2 separate regions of the Homo sapiens genome follow, and region 2 is linked to region 1. A link is an interaction called in ENCODE POLR2A ChIA-PET data of the cell type or tissue named here. Cell type or tissue: B cell. All regions are shown on one strand. Links, peaks and the distances in the headings refer to the core of each region. The heading gives the core; the rest is flanking DNA.

Region 1 (2,500 bases), core at 1-2,500:
CAAAATCCTCTGCCTATTCACCCCTCTCATTAAAGCCAAACACTCTGTTTCTTTTTTTCTTTTTAGAGACAGTGTCTCGCTCTGTCACCCAGGCTGAAGTGCAATGGCAATCACAGCCCATTGCAGCCTCCAACTCCTGGGCTGAAGTGATCCTCCTATCTCAGCCTCCAGTGGCTACGACTGCAGGCATACGGCAACGGCACCCAACTAATTTTTTGTAGAGATAGGGTCTTGCTATGTTGCCCAGGCTGGTCTTGAACTCTTGGTCCTGCCTTAGCCTCCCAGAGCTCTGGGATTACAGGCGTGAACCACCGTGCCCGTCCCAAACACTCTGTTTCGACCTGCTTTTAAACAACTGACCCTTGGCTGCATTCAAAGGATCAGGGTGTCTGAAACTGGCCTCTGCAGCAGGACCTTCCTTCCTACACATCTCCCAGTGGCCAGTGTGAGGATTCTCCCCACAAGAAACCACTGGAGGGGGCCTCCTCCTGTCCGGGTTTGGGGCTGTACAAGGAGCATCATGGACCTGGCTCAGGCCTCAGGAGGGGCCCTGGGCTGGGGAAAATGTGGGATAGCATCGAGGCAGTCCCACTCCTACCCAGGGCCGGGCTAGACCTGGGGACAGTCTCAGCCATCTCCTCGCTGCGTCCACACAATTCCACCCCCACCCCCACCCCCAGGCTGGCCCTCACGGAAGAACAACAGCTGATGTTTGAGAAACTGACTCTGTATTGCGACAGCTACATCCAGCTCATCCCCATTTCCTTCGTGCTGGGTGAGTTCCCCCTTCTGGCTGTTCCGGGTCCCTGTGGCCGCCCAGGCTCCAGACAGGCCAGGGGAGGATCACGAGGAGCTGCGGCAAGGGGCTGGGGAGGGGGCGGGGGAACGCCAGCGGCAGGTCGGCGCCTCTCTGTAGGGAAAGGTGCGGACTGCAGCCAGTGAAACTGAAGTTAGACGTTAGGTAAGACGTCCTGCCGTTAGCAATGAAAACCCCATTTTCTGAGGGAAGCGCTGACATCATGGTCCCTGGAGCCCCTGCGCGGGAGGGGAGGGGGTCTGGCGGATTTCTGGGACCAGCAGGGGGACCCCCGGGTGACAGAACCCTTGGGGCTCTCGCGCCTCCATGCGAGGCTCTGCCTGCCTCTCGCTCCCGAGCGCCTTCCAGGAGGGCTGGGGGCTAGGCCCGCTCGCAGCAGAAAGCTGGAGGAGCCGAGGCATCGCCGGGCGCTGGGCCCTGGGCTCTGGCCGCAGCCTGGCCCCTCGCCCCTCGCCCCCCGCCCCTCCTGCCCAGGCTTCTACGTGACGCTGGTCGTGACCCGCTGGTGGAACCAGTACGAGAACCTGCCGTGGCCCGACCGCCTCATGAGCCTGGTGTCGGGCTTCGTCGAAGGCAAGGACGAGCAAGGCCGGCTGCTGCGGCGCACGCTCATCCGCTACGCCAACCTGGGCAACGTGCTCATCCTGCGCAGCGTCAGCACCGCAGTCTACAAGCGCTTCCCCAGCGCCCAGCACCTGGTGCAAGCAGGTGGGCGGACCGGGAGCAACGGGGAGGCACCGGGCAGAGCCAGGGGCCGAGATGGGCGCGGCAGGAATGGAAGATGGGTGGAGCCAAAGTCCCCCGGACTCGGGGGATTGGGTGGAGCCAGGAGTGGGGTGTAGTCAAGATTTGGGGGTCCAATTGGGCGGGACAGAGTCGGGTGTCTGAAGGTGGGGCGAGGCCAGGAGCCCACCCTCCGAGAGTAGGAGTCTGAGGCAGGGCTAAGGACCCTTGAGGGATAATGGAAAGAAGGGTGACGGCTTGGGAACTGGTGAGGTACTAGGGTCTACTTCCCTCTGCCCTTGCCCCTCTTGATCTCCGGTTTCCACTCTGGAGGTATGGGACATTGGTCTCTGACACCCCCTCAGCCTGGCCTGACCTGGTCCTGGTTAATAAGACAGACCCAGGCTAGGCGTGGTGGCTGTCGCCTGTAATCCCAGTGCTTTAGGAGGCAAAGGTGGGAAGATCGCTTGAGCCCAGCTGTTTGAGACGCCCCTGAGCAACATAGCGAGACCCCCATCTCTACAAAAACATTAAAAATTAGCAGGGCATGGTGGCGTGTGCCTGCAGTCTGAGGCTGAGTATCGGGAGGCTGAGGCAGGAGGATCACTTGAGCCCAGCAGTTCCAGGCTGCAGTGCGCTAAGATCGCACCGCTGCACTCCAACCTCGGTGACAGAGCCAGACCCTTTCTCTGGAAATAAATAAATACCCTGCCCACATGCTCAGCCCAGAACAGCACCTAGTAGGTGCTCAGAAATTTTTTTGTTGTTGAAAGAAAGAGGATGGCAAAGGAGTGCTGAGGTTCCTATAGGTCAGCAGGTGCCGGCCATCCCTTCTGCAGGTTCTCCCACCCACCGCCTTCTTCACTCCACTCTGCAGGCTTTATGACTCCGGCAGAACACAAGCAGTTGGAGAAACTGAGCCTACCACACAACATGTTCTGGGTGCCCTGGGTGTGGTTT
Region 2 (12,126 bases), core at 3,821-6,320, 950 kb after region 1:
CCGAGGACACCCTGCAACCCTCTCAGGTGGGGGCTGTTTTTTTCTCTGGCTCTTGAAGAAGGCATATACATTTCCCAGGTGAAGTAGGAAAAGACTGATCCAAGCAAAGGAACTGAAAGGAGTAAAACCATGAAGAAGTAAGCTGAGGGCCTGTGTGAGGACCAGGAGAATTCCAGAGGCTGGGACTAAGGTCTGTAAGGGAGGTGTCACGGAAGAGGCTGAAGAATTAAGTAGGGCTGAATGGGAAGGCTTTTGAAGGCTAAGGAGCTTGCATTTTTATTTTAAGCGATTGGCTAGCTGTAAGCAAGGAATTGAAAGCATCAGATCTGTGTTTTGGCAAAATCACTTTGGCTAGAGCATGGAGAATGGATGGGAGTGGGACCAATTAAGGCAGGGTTGGCCGACTATGTCTGGTGGGCCTGTTTTTGTACCAGTCATTAGCTAAGAATGGATTTTGCATTTTTTATTTTAACGGAGTTTCCCTCTGTTGCTCAGGGTGGAGTGCAGTGGCGCGATCTCGGCTCACTGCCACCTCCACCTCCCTGGTTCAAGCAATTCCCCTGCCTCAGCCTCCCAAGTAGCTGGGATTACAGGCGCACACCACCGCACCTGGCTAATTTTTTTATTTTCATTTTTAGTAGAGATTGGGTTTTACCATGTTGGCCAGACTGGTCTCGAACTCCTGACCTTAGGCAATTCGTCCACCTCGGTCTCCCAAAGTGCTGGGATTACAGGCGTGAGCCACCGCGCCTGGCCTGAATTTTGCATTTTTAAAAGGCTGAAAAATAAACAAAAATAGTATTTGTGACACAAGAAAAATTATATGAAATTCAAATCTCAGTGATATTCAAAGAAAATATTTTTGGAACACAGCCATGCTCATTTAAGTATATATTGTCTATGGCTGCTTTTGACTGCATCAGCAGAGTTGAATAGTTGTGACAGAGACTGTGTAATATTGGAGTACCTTCACAATATTCTTGATTTTGTCTCTTGGTCTGCAGAGTCTAAAACTAAAATATTTGCTGTCTGGCCCTTTATAGAAAAAATTTGCTAATCCCTGAATTAAGGGATTGTTTTGGCACTTTGGGCAAGAAGCCTGGACTAGTTTGGAGGCAGTGGGGATGTAGACAACTGGATGAATTTGTGAACAATTCAGGAGATACGCTGAGTACAGGGAGTAAAAGACAGAAGGAGTCTGGGATGACTCCCAGCTTTCTGGTTTGAGCAACGTGTGAATGGTGGTGCTAGCCAGGCCAGGAATATCAAGAGAGAAAGTGAAACTCAAGGGCAGGGGAAGGACAGGGACTCACAGTGAAGAGTGAGAACTGTTTTCAGGCTTATTTTGTGTGATAGTCTGATTTGTGGGGTTATCCAGTGTGTGTATGTTACCAAAGGTGCTAACAACAACGATGTCAGAAGCAATAACCTCAAGCTCTCTCAAGCCCCTTAGAGCCTGAGGCTGGTGTGGGGAACCTGGCCATTCAAAAGACTTTTGTGCTCTAAAGGTGAGCAGGTACTTGTCTAAATTTCCAGTTGGGTCAGCATGAGTCCTGTGAAATCCCAGCCAGTGTCCTAAGAATAAAACCAAGGATTCCAAAGGCCTGGGGCCATGGGGGATTAGGAGAAGTTGGAGCTGTTCCTAGATGCCAAGCCCCCTACCTTCTATCTCCTTGTTGGTGAATTTGGTATACTGGCCAGAGAGGTAGGGCCTGTCTCTGCAAGTTTATAGTGGTATCCAAGGAAGCTGATTCTTCTGGGGTCTGATGTACCTGCTGAGACTTGGGGGCAGGGACTGGGGTGGCCAGAATCACCTACTCCATCTTGTCCTGTGGTCTTGTCTGATAAGCAGGCTCAGGCGGGTTACAAGAGCCGTGTTTTGGCAGAGCTATTCCTGTGATTGCCGGCAGATGGCGCTAAAGCAACACGGTGGGAGTGGAAGGAAGGTGGCGCAGGAGGAGAGAGGATCCTAACTTCTCCAGGCCGGAGAAGGGGTTGGTAGCAGTAGAGGGGAAGACAGCATTCAAAAAGCCGCTTCATTCTTTCCCTATTTCCAGCTCAGGCGTGTAGTCGCCCTTGTTTCTGGGGCCAAGAAAGACTCTCAGAACGGGGCAGTGGTGGAGTGTTTGGGGTGGACAGTTGCCATGTCCAGCCACCCTCTCTCTTTGGGTTTATCCCATTTCCCCAATTCTCTGGCAGCTGGGCCTGCAGGAATCTAGCTTCAGAGGACTGAGGGCACAGACCCCATCTCCGGGAAGCCTTCCTGGAATGCACACACCCTTTCCCGCCGAAACTTGTTCCCCCAAACTGCTTTAACCAAGCCATGATGGGATTTAAGTTTCTTCTCCCTGGATTGGGGGCATGGGCTTTTCAAAGCTCAGGCTGGAGGTGTAGGGTCAGAGCTGGGTCTGAAACTAGTCCTGGTTTCTGGCATTTACCGGTGAGCAGCCCTGTCCCGTGGTAACACTGATCATAGAGCCATTGAGGGCATTTCCCTACAATCTCTCTCATCCTCCTAACACTTCTGCAAAGGGCTTGTTCCCGTTTCAGAGATGAAGACACTGAGAAGAGACATGCCTAAGGTTGTTCAGTGAGGGACATGGCAGGTCAGACCTGCATCTGGGACAAGGGACAAGTGTGAACTGCTAGCTCCATTCCTGATGTGAATACCAGATTTACCCCCTCCACTTCTGGCCTTCAGTAGAGACCAGGTTAATCTGGCCCCAAAGTTCCTATTCTCCCAGCACTGCTCAGCTTGCTCAGTCCTTCTGCCTCCCAGGACCTCAGTTTCAACGCCTTTAACATGGGGCAGGGCATTTAGCCTTAAAGGGGCCTTAGGGCTGTGAGGGAGCAGTGGTAAGGGAGGGGCCCTCTTAGGAACTTGAGCTCACAACCCCGTAAGCTGTGCTGGTGGGAAGGGGATATGGGGTTTGGATCCTTCCAAACAGGAAGGTCCAAACAGCAGGGTCATTCTCACAGTGCTGTAGTTCCTGGCTAGCCTATCCTGTTTAGATCTTCAATGGATACCATTTCCTATCGTGTTGGAAGCTTTCTTCCAAAGGCTTCTGGGAGTCCCAACGGCTATAAGGGGGCTGAATCTCCACTCCTCTCTCTGCAAGGGCTTAGCTCCACCCAGGACCTCATCCCTCTAGGCCAATGATTCTCAAACTTTACCCTGCATCAGAACACCTAGAGGGCTTGTTAAAAATAGGTGGCGAGTTCCACAGAGTTTCTGATTTAGTAAATCTAGGAGGACCCTGAGAATTCTCATAGCTAACAAGTTCCCAGGTGATACTGGGGCTACTGGTCAGAACCACTGTGAACTGAAAGATTCACTCAGCAAGTCTGGATTATCCGAATCCTGCACATTTGCACATTTCAAAGAAAGGTTTGGCCTTGCCTGGCTCCTGGAAGATAACACTAAACCCTTGGAATATCCTGCCTGGTAAGTGTTTTTGCTTACCTTTGCTCCTTGGGCCACATGGTATCAGTTTAACTTCTGGAAGGGCTGGAGACTAAGTAAGGTCAGCCATGTGGGTGGTCAGCTATGCTTACACGATCAGCCTCCAGTAAGAACATTGGACACCAAAGCTCTGGTGAGCTTTCTTGGTTGGCAGTACTTCATTTTTTTTTGTCATACATCATTGCTTGGAAGATTGGGCACTGTCTGCACGACTCCACTGGGAGAGGACAGCTGGAAGTTTGTATCTGGTCTCTCCTGGTCTCTGCTCTGTGCACCTTTTGCTGTTGCTGTTTTATGCTCTATGTTCTTTCACTGTAATAAACTGTGAGGATAATAACTTTGCTGAGTTCTATGCATCATTCTAGCAAATCACTGAACCCAATGATCGTCTTGGAAACCACTACTCCAGGCTACGGGATTAACCTCTCTAGAATTCCTTTGCGTTGGGCTTTGGGGACCCTTCACCAAAGAAGTGCCTTATAACCTGACCTGAGGGTCATCCTGATGGAGTGTTTTGGCCTAAATACTTTAGGCTGTCATCTACTCAGTCCAGAGGTCAGGAGGTTATGAATTGCCTGGAAGTCTGGGTGTTGCTCTGTGGGGTAACCCTGAACAATCCTCCTGGATCTCTGGGCCTTATCTCCTCATGTGTAAATGGGGGTTTGGAAGAGTTCTGTTCTCCCCGGGTATGGCAGAGCCAATAGAGAATATGCAGGGATGTGGGCAGGGTTGGTTTATTTCACCTAGCTGCCTCACTTCCAGAGGTCAGGTCTGCCTTTTATAGCCCCACTCACCTGAGCCAGGGACTCCACGGTGCTGGGGTCCCCAGGCTTTAGTAGATCCAACCATGCAGTGCTGGCCCTCCTAGAACCACTTTCACGGCCACGGCCCACATTCCAAAGTACTTGGGCCCTCCCTGCCCCATTCAGCCCTGGCCTGAGACCAAGGCCTTGAGCCAACACAGTTAGGAAGGCCCCTTAGTGCCCGCTGGTTATGTGGCTTTATTCACAGACTCAGCACTTGCTGAGGATGAAAGGAAAGAACATTTGGGGCCAGGCTGGGCCTGGAGATCCGGGTGGCTGGGAGGCCATGCATGGGTTGGATTGGGGAGCTCACAGGAGAGAACCTGCTGGCTGGGCCAGGCCTGTGTGGGGCAGGGCCGGAGGCAGGCAGCATGCGGGAGGCCTGGCTAGATCTGCATGGAGCAGATCCATCCAGGTGGTGGCTGTGAGCCAGGAGGGAGGGACTGAGGCTTCTCTGGGGCAGGGGGTATGGATTTGCGGCTGGATAGCAGGCACACTTGACTCCCACTCCCAGGAAAATGATATTGTAGGACAGTCAGGACACCTGGCTCCTGGTCCTGTTGCTGCCTCGGGACTTGATATGTGACTAGCCAAGCCGGACCCTTCCAGTGTCATTGTCTTGCTGATGCTTGGACATTTGCCTTGGAGTTGACCCACCTAGGGACCCTCTGAGGACATTTGTGGACAATCCTGGAGAGTATGCCTAGGGCCCAGGTGGGCGGGCTCTGCCTATGAAGCGAGGGGATTCCCCAGCTCCCTGTCATCTGGCTTTTCTCCCAGCGGCCAGTTCAGTTTCTGGCTGTGCCCCCCAGGGGGCACCATCTCACACCGCAATCTGGGCCGCTGCTGGGCCAAGGAATACTTAATGTTAAGCCTTCTTTCTCCTGGCCCGCCCTGCTGGCTCCTGACTTCCTGCCTAAAGGCAAACAAGGAGTCCAAAGCCCGGATCCTCCTCCCGGGCCTTCTTCCTGGTGAAGAGCGCATTCCCACCCAGCAGGGAACAGAAAAACCAGTTCCCCGGGTTTCCCTCCCTGCCTGGGAATAGCGAAGTCTGGAAAGTTGGCAGGGTCTCTCTGGGCTGCCCAGGAAGGTGACCCAGGGTCCTGGGAAGCCAGGTGAGGCCTGAGCAGGGCCCTGGGGCTGAGGATGCAGCCCCTGCCCTCTTCCCACCGGCCTTTCCCGGGGACTGGGGTGGAGGGATGCAGGAGAGGGGACTATCAGCATTGGCGGGAGGGAGTGCGGTGCACGGAGCCAGGGCGCTTGGGGATCTTGCGCCAGCGTCTCTTGTCCCAGCGGCAAAGCAGCAGCAGGCGAAAGGTGTCCCGGAAGGCTTTGTTGCAGAGTGCGTAGCACATGGGGTTGATGGTGCTGTTGACGTAGCACAGCCAGTAGCCCAGCTCCCACAGGGTCTCGGGAACACAGTCCTTGCAGAAGGTGGACACCAGCACCATGATGTTGTACGGTGTCCAGGTGAGGATGAAGGCCAGGAGGATGGCACTCAGGGTCCGAGCCGCCTTCTTCTCCTTGACCAGCGAGAAGGTCTTCCGCTTGGCCAGCTGCTCCTTTCCACGGGGCTTCTGGCCCTTGCCAGCTCGATCACGCCCTTTCTTAGTCGGCCTCTTGACTGTATTTGGGGAGCTCCGTGGGGGCTGCTTGGTGGGGGCCTGTGCCTCGGGGTCCACCATTGGCATCTTGATCACCACTTCGGAGCCAGGCTCCTCTCCCTCTGAGGATGTGAGGGACTCCATGGAGCCTTCGTCCTCTTCCTCTTCTTCCTTCCAGCTGTAGGCCTGCAGCAGCCTGGGGGCCCGGCAGCAGCGACAGCAGCGGCCTGGAGGAGTCTCTGGTGAGCCCTCAGCCCCTGGCTGAGACCTCTCTGAGCTGCTGCTGCTGCCACCCCCTTTGCCTGGCGTCTCGGAGCCCTGAAGGGCTGCCAGCTCCCGTGCTCGGTTCTCTGTCTCCCGGTAGATGCGCCAGTAGAGCGTGCACATGACTGTGACAGGGAGGTAGAAGGCAGCCATGGCTGTGCCAAAGGTGATGATGGGCTGGGAGAGGAACTGGATGTAGCACTGCCCAGCTAGCACTGTCCGCTCCCCTACCAGGTACTGCCAGAAGAGGATGGCTGGGGCCCAGAGCACAAAGGAAACCAGCCAGGCCAGGCCGATCATCAGAGCTGCCCGGCGGGGTGTGCGCTTGGCACGGTAGCTCAGGGGCCGAGTCACGGAGAAGTAGCGGTCAAAGCTGATGAGCAGCAGATTCATGACGGAGGCATTGCTGGCCACATAGTCCAGGGCCAGCCAGAGGTCACAAGCCAGCGTGCCCAGAGCCCAGTGGCCCATGAGCAGGTACGTGGTATAGAGGTTCATGGAGAAGGTACCGATGATGAGGTCAGCACAGGCCAGGCTCAGCAGGAAGTAGTTATTGACTGTCTTGAGCTCCGTGTTGACCTTGAAAGAGATGAGTACCAGCAGGTTGCCTGTCACTGTGGCTAGCGACAGGAGGCCCGTGGTGATCCCAATGAAGGCCACTTGCCAGGGACCCTTTCCTGGTGCCAGGACGGTGATGTTGGGGCTGACAGCAGGTGGGGCTGAAGTGTTCATGGTGGCTAGGTGGGGCTGGGGTTGGAGAGCCCCTTCCTCCAGGCACGCTACAGGGCTTCCTCAGGGGAAAGTCATCACCTGAAAAGAGAGGACATGGGCTTTGGTTGGGCCACTGGACATTTCTGATAGACCTTATTGGAAGATGCTAGGGATGTAATTCTTGCCCTTGCAGAGCTTCAGACCAGATAGCATCACCCTCCCTTACCGGTGCCCACTCATGGTCATTTATCATGCACTTTCCCAGCCATAAGTGGATTTGCCAGCAGCGTGGAGTGGCTTTGGGATCCAGGGATTTGAATCTTCATTCCAGTTTTACCTTTCAGACTCCAGGCCTCCATTTTCTTACTGGGAAATTACTACAAATTCCTATCTTACATAACTCGGGTTGCAGGAGTTGGGAAACTCACTTTGTATACAGTCCTGCCAAATTCTCAAAGCATTTCACTCAACTTTATTAAAGCCCTCACTTACTGAGTAGTCACTGCATGCCAGACACAGTACTAACCACCTAAATGAATTATCTAATTTAACTGCTGTACGTCTCTAGGAGAAAGGGCTCTTATTATGCCCATCTCACTGTGAGGGAACTGTGGCTCTGAGCAGCTGCAAGCCTTGGCCATGGTGACAGAGATAGTAAGTATGATAAGAACCCGCAAGAACAGAAATGTGTCCTAAAACAGGAAAGAAAGAAAAGAAGCCATTCTCACTCTCCCCGGGTATGTGGTGCTCCAGTGGGATTCTTCCACTAATAAGGAGAGATGGGAAGAAAGGGGAGTTCCTGAGAAGATAAACAGAGAGAGATGGGAACAGAGGGGCCTTAGGGGTGTGTGCGTGCATGTATTTTTTTCTGCACGTTTTTCTGCGCATGCGGGTTTACATACGTATGTAGGGGGTGGTATTTGGGGCTGAATTGAATTCTCTATGAGGGCAGCAGGGAAAATTGTGCTGGACTCAGACACTCAGTTGCTAGTAAGAAGGTCTGGGGCAGGCCGGCGTGGTGGCTCACACCTGTAATCCCAGCACTTTGGGAGGCAGAGGCAGGCGGATCATGAGGTCAGGAGATCGAGACCATCCTGGCTAACATGGTGAAACCCCATCTCTACTAAAAATACAAAAAATTAGCCGGGCGTGGTGGCACGCATCTGTAGCCCCAGCTACTTGGGAGACTGAGGCAGGAGAATCGTTTGAACCTGGGAGGCGGAGGTTGCAGTGAGTCAAGACTGTGCCACTGCACTCCAGCCTGGGCAACAGAGCAAGACTCCATCTCAAAAAAAAAAAAAAAAAACCAAAAGGAAAAAAAAAAGAAGGTCTGGGGCAAAAGCAGGAAGCAGGGATGAGGGCCTCAGCTCCTAGCTCAGTGGGGGTCTGGGCCCATGGGGTGTGGGAGGCTTCCCTCCCTCTCCTGGCTCTGTTCCTGGGCCCCAGCTGAGTGAGGAGAAGCAAGGGAAATGGGAAGATCCCCCAGACTTTTCTTGGATCTGGAATCTGCTCCAGGCACTAAGCCTGGGTAAAGAGAAAGGCCGGGGCCCTTAACAACCTGCTGGCTGGGCAGGAGGCCCCCACAGCCACAGTGAAGCCAGATGGAAGGGTAAAGGTCCAGGCAGCTCAGCCAGGGGCTTGCTGCCATGTGATTTGGTGGGTCCCTTCCTGCTCTGGGCCTCAGGCATCCATCTGACCATTGAAGAGGTTGAGGGTCCCCTGACCCTCAGCTGTGGCCTCCAGGGGCTATATTGTTGGGAAAATTCCAAGGGAGAGATGTTAGGCAAGGGCCCACTGAGCCCTGGTGTTCCTTGGGCACCTGGCCTGTGACAGGCTGCTGTGATAGGTGGCCTGGGTGGTTTGTGGCTGAGGGCATCTCCATGGTTTGCCGTGAACCCTCAGTGTGTACAAGTCACTGACAGCGTGGCGAGTTCAGTGGGGGACAGAATGAGCAAGGACTGTGGCTGGCAGTGTGTGCTTGTGTGTCTGGGACAGTTTGCACATGAGGGGGCATGTGCAACCTGGACTCTGGAGCCAGACTATCTGGATTTGAATCTAGTCTATCCTGTTCACTGGATGTGTGATTATTGCTAGTGATATAACTTCTATATGCCTAGGTTTCCTTAATTGAAAAATGGGATAATACCCATTAGCAAGACTGTCACCTCTTTTCAGGTGATGAGGATTAAATGAATCAATGCATGTAAGGTGCTTAGAATGGCCCTGGCACATGGTAAACAGTAGGTCTCCTTTAACTCTCAGGATGTGTAGCAATGAGGGTGCTAGGCTGCCTAGAAATGTCTACCTCTTGGCCGGGTGCGGTGGCTCACGCCTGTAATCCCAGCACTTTGGGAGACCGAGGCGGGTGGATCACCTGAGGTCGGGAGTTCAAGACTAGCCTGGCCAACATAGTGAAACTCTGTCTCTACTAAAAATACAAAATTAGCCAGGGGTGGTGGTACATGGCTGTAACCCTAGCTACTCTGGAGGCTGAGGCAGGAGAATTGCTTGAACCCAGGAAGCAGAGGTTGTGGTGAGCCAAGATTGTGCCATTGCACTCCAGCCTGGGCAACAAGAGTGAAACTCTGTCTCAAAAAAAAAAAAAAAAAGAAAAGAAATGTCTGATACTATGACAATAGCAACTAGTAATAATAATGCTCATTGTTGTTATTGAGAGCTCCCTGAGTGCCAGTTGCTGTTAAAGGGTTTATATGCATAATCTTATTTAATCTTAACAGGAGCCTAGGATCAAGGGATGGCTGTTGTCTCCATTTTTTTTTTTTGAGATGGAGTCTCGCTCTGTCATACAGGCTGGAGTGCAGTTGCGCGATCTCGGCTCACTGCAGCTATTGTCTCCATTTTCTTTTTCTTTTTTTTTTTTGAGATGGAGTCTCGCTGTGTCACCCAGGCTGGAGTGCAGTGGCACAATCTCGGCTCACTGCAACCTCCGCCTCCGGGTTCACACCATTCTCCTGCCTCAGCCTCCTGAGTAGCTGGGACTACAGGCGCCTGCCACCACCACGCCCGGCTAAATTTTTGTATTTTTAGTAGAGACGGGGTTTCACAGTGTTAGCCAGGATGGTCTTGATCTCCTGACCTTGTGATCTGCCTGCCTCGGGCTCCCAAAGTGCTGGGATTACAGGCGTGAGCCACCGCGCCTGGCCTATTGTCTCCATTTTATAGATAAGGAAGCTGAGACTGAGAAAAGCAAGGGAATTTGTACGAGATCATGCAAGGAAGGTAGGAACTAGGATTTGAGCCCAAGCAGTTTGTTCCAGTGAAATTTCATTTACAAAAACCGAAGGCCAGCCTGGGGATCATAGTTTGCTAATTCGAATTCTAAAAATATTACATTAAAATATGATTTGTCTTGATTACTGAGTTTTGCTGTACCCTTTCCCTTAAACAAAATCAGCCACTGGGCTGGAGGCTGGGATTAGGCTGGGGCTTTCCCCAGTGAGGCCACTGGTAGACACTACCCTTGAGAATTTGTGCAATTCTTGTCACTGTCATCTTCTGAGCTTAGTGCTATTTAATGCCCATCGCTCACAGGGAGCAGCTGAGGCCCAGAGAAAAGGGAGTAGAAGGCATTGTCTAGTCCAAGGTCTCCTGGCTCCTAGATTGGGTACTGCCCCCCATGCCATACTCTCCTGGTAGTTTGGATCAGCTCTGTATCCCTGGGCCCTTGGCAAAGACCTGCAAAGGCTGAGTTAGACAAGAGGAGGTTGCTAGCCTGAGAGGCTGCACCCTGCCCTGCTGCAGGGGCCTCTCATCTGCCTGGGCATGGTGCAGCCTTTAAAGCTTGACTCCTTAGGCCTGGCGTGGTGGCTCACGCCTGTAATCCTAGCACTCTGGGAGGTTGAGGCAGACGGATCACATGAGCTCATGAGTTCAAGACCAGCCTCAGCAACTTGGTGAAACCCTGTCTCTACTAAAAATATAAAAATTAGCCAGGCATGGTGGCGGGCACCTATGGTCCCAGCTACTTGGGAGGCTGAGGCAGGAGGATCACTTGAGCCCAGGAGGCAGAGGTTGCAGTGAGCCGCGATCACGCCACTGCACTCCAGCCTGGGTGACAGAGTGAGACCCTGTCTCAAAAAAAAAAAAAAAAAAAAAAAAAAAAAGCTTGACTCCTTATACCTCAGCAGGCTAGGACTAGGGTAAGGTGAAAATCAGGCACTTGCCTCCAATGCGAAATGTATGGGGTGCCCCAAAACTTAGTCTTCAAGAAAATATTTTAATGTAATATTTACAAAAATGGAAGTTAATGCAAAAAAATCCAAGATGAACAACATGTTAAATAAAGACAGGGTCCACCCTGCACTTGCACAGCCCTTTCTCACTCACCTCACCCTAATCCTGACCCTGGTTCCAATAAAACTTTAGTTACAAAGACAGACAGCCAGCCTGTGGGCTGGAATTTGCTATTTGATTTAAAAAAATATTATTATGATATTATTTCTCTTGTTTAGTGAGTATTTTTACGTCCCCCTCTTAAATTTTGCTCTGAAGCGAGTGCCTTGCTTGATTCACCCTAGTCCTGGCCTTGTAGTTCCCAGTCTTGGGTTTGAAGCTTGGCGCTGAGCCTTCCTTGCTGTGTGACCATCAGTAACCAGTCGACCTTTCATTCCCCTGCTGCCCTCATCCCCAGCTGTGAGGATGATACCGTTCAGAGTGCCTGGCACTGAAACAGACACTCAGTTAAAAAGTTAAAGCCTTATTGTTATTATTATTATTATTATTATTTTGAGATGGACTCTCACTCTGTCACCCAGGCTGGAGTGTAGTGATGTGATTTCAGCTCACTGCAACCTCTGCCTTCTGGATTCAAGCGATCCTCCTGCCTCAGCCTCCCGAGTAGCTGGGATTATAGGCTCCTGCCACTACACTCAGCTAATTTTTGTATTTTTAGGAGAGACAGGGTTTCACCATGTTGGCAAGGCTGGTCTCGAACTCCTGACCTCAGGTGATCCACCTGCCTCGGCCTCCCAAAGTACTGGGATTATAGGCATGAGCCACAGCACCCGGCCCTGTTGTTATTCTCCACTCCTTCTCCTGATCCAGTGCCCAGCCTCTTCCCACCATGCCGCTTCCCCTCCAGACCCCAGGCACGACCCTACTCTGCCTCCCAGTTTGCTCATTTGCAATGGAGGAGTTGGACAAGCCTGGTGTCTGGGGAGATTTTACTAAGTCCGGAAGCCAACATCTCAAGGTGCTGAACAGAAAGAACCCAAGTCCCTGAGGCAAGGCTGAAGGCTCAACTTACATTATCTCACTTGGG

The links. ChIA-PET counts read pairs that join two places held together with the same protein. Peaks named below come from ENCODE experiments on the same cell type or tissue, not always from the same donor. Only the 100,000 strongest peaks of a DNase experiment are listed, where the experiment ranks them.
Region 2: POLR2A ChIA-PET joins it to region 1 with 6 read pairs; 1 of 35 experiments calls an interaction of 5 or more read pairs at or near these places.

What each region holds. Positions count from the first base shown.
Region 1 is chr11:61,954,427-61,956,926 of GRCh38, forward strand. BEST1 (bestrophin 1) reads left to right here. Exons shown (of 11, transcript NM_004183.4): 3 at 681-775; 4 at 1,292-1,525; 5 at 2,418-2,500. LOC107984334 (a long non-coding RNA gene) reads right to left here. Exons shown (of 2, transcript XR_001748245.2): 2 at 1-2,500. Among named protein-coding and RNA genes, the nearest start is that of BEST1, 5.3 kb to the left of the region's middle. In B cell, for the core only: no CTCF peak of the experiment used is centred there; DNase peaks (open chromatin) are centred at 975 and 1,475; H3K4me3 peaks cover 1,314 bases; H3K27me3 peaks cover 1,531 bases.
Region 2 is chr11:62,904,235-62,916,360 of GRCh38, forward strand. It overlaps CHRM1 (cholinergic receptor muscarinic 1), which reads right to left. Exons shown (of 2, transcript NM_000738.3): 2 at 4,445-6,944. The coding sequence starts at 6,866. The coding sequence ends at 5,484. CHRM1-AS1 (CHRM1 antisense RNA 1) reads left to right here and starts at 5,173. Exons shown (of 3, transcript NR_199052.1): 1 at 5,173-5,381; 2 at 6,369-6,611. In B cell, for the core only: no CTCF peak of the experiment used is centred there; a DNase peak (open chromatin) is centred at 5,004.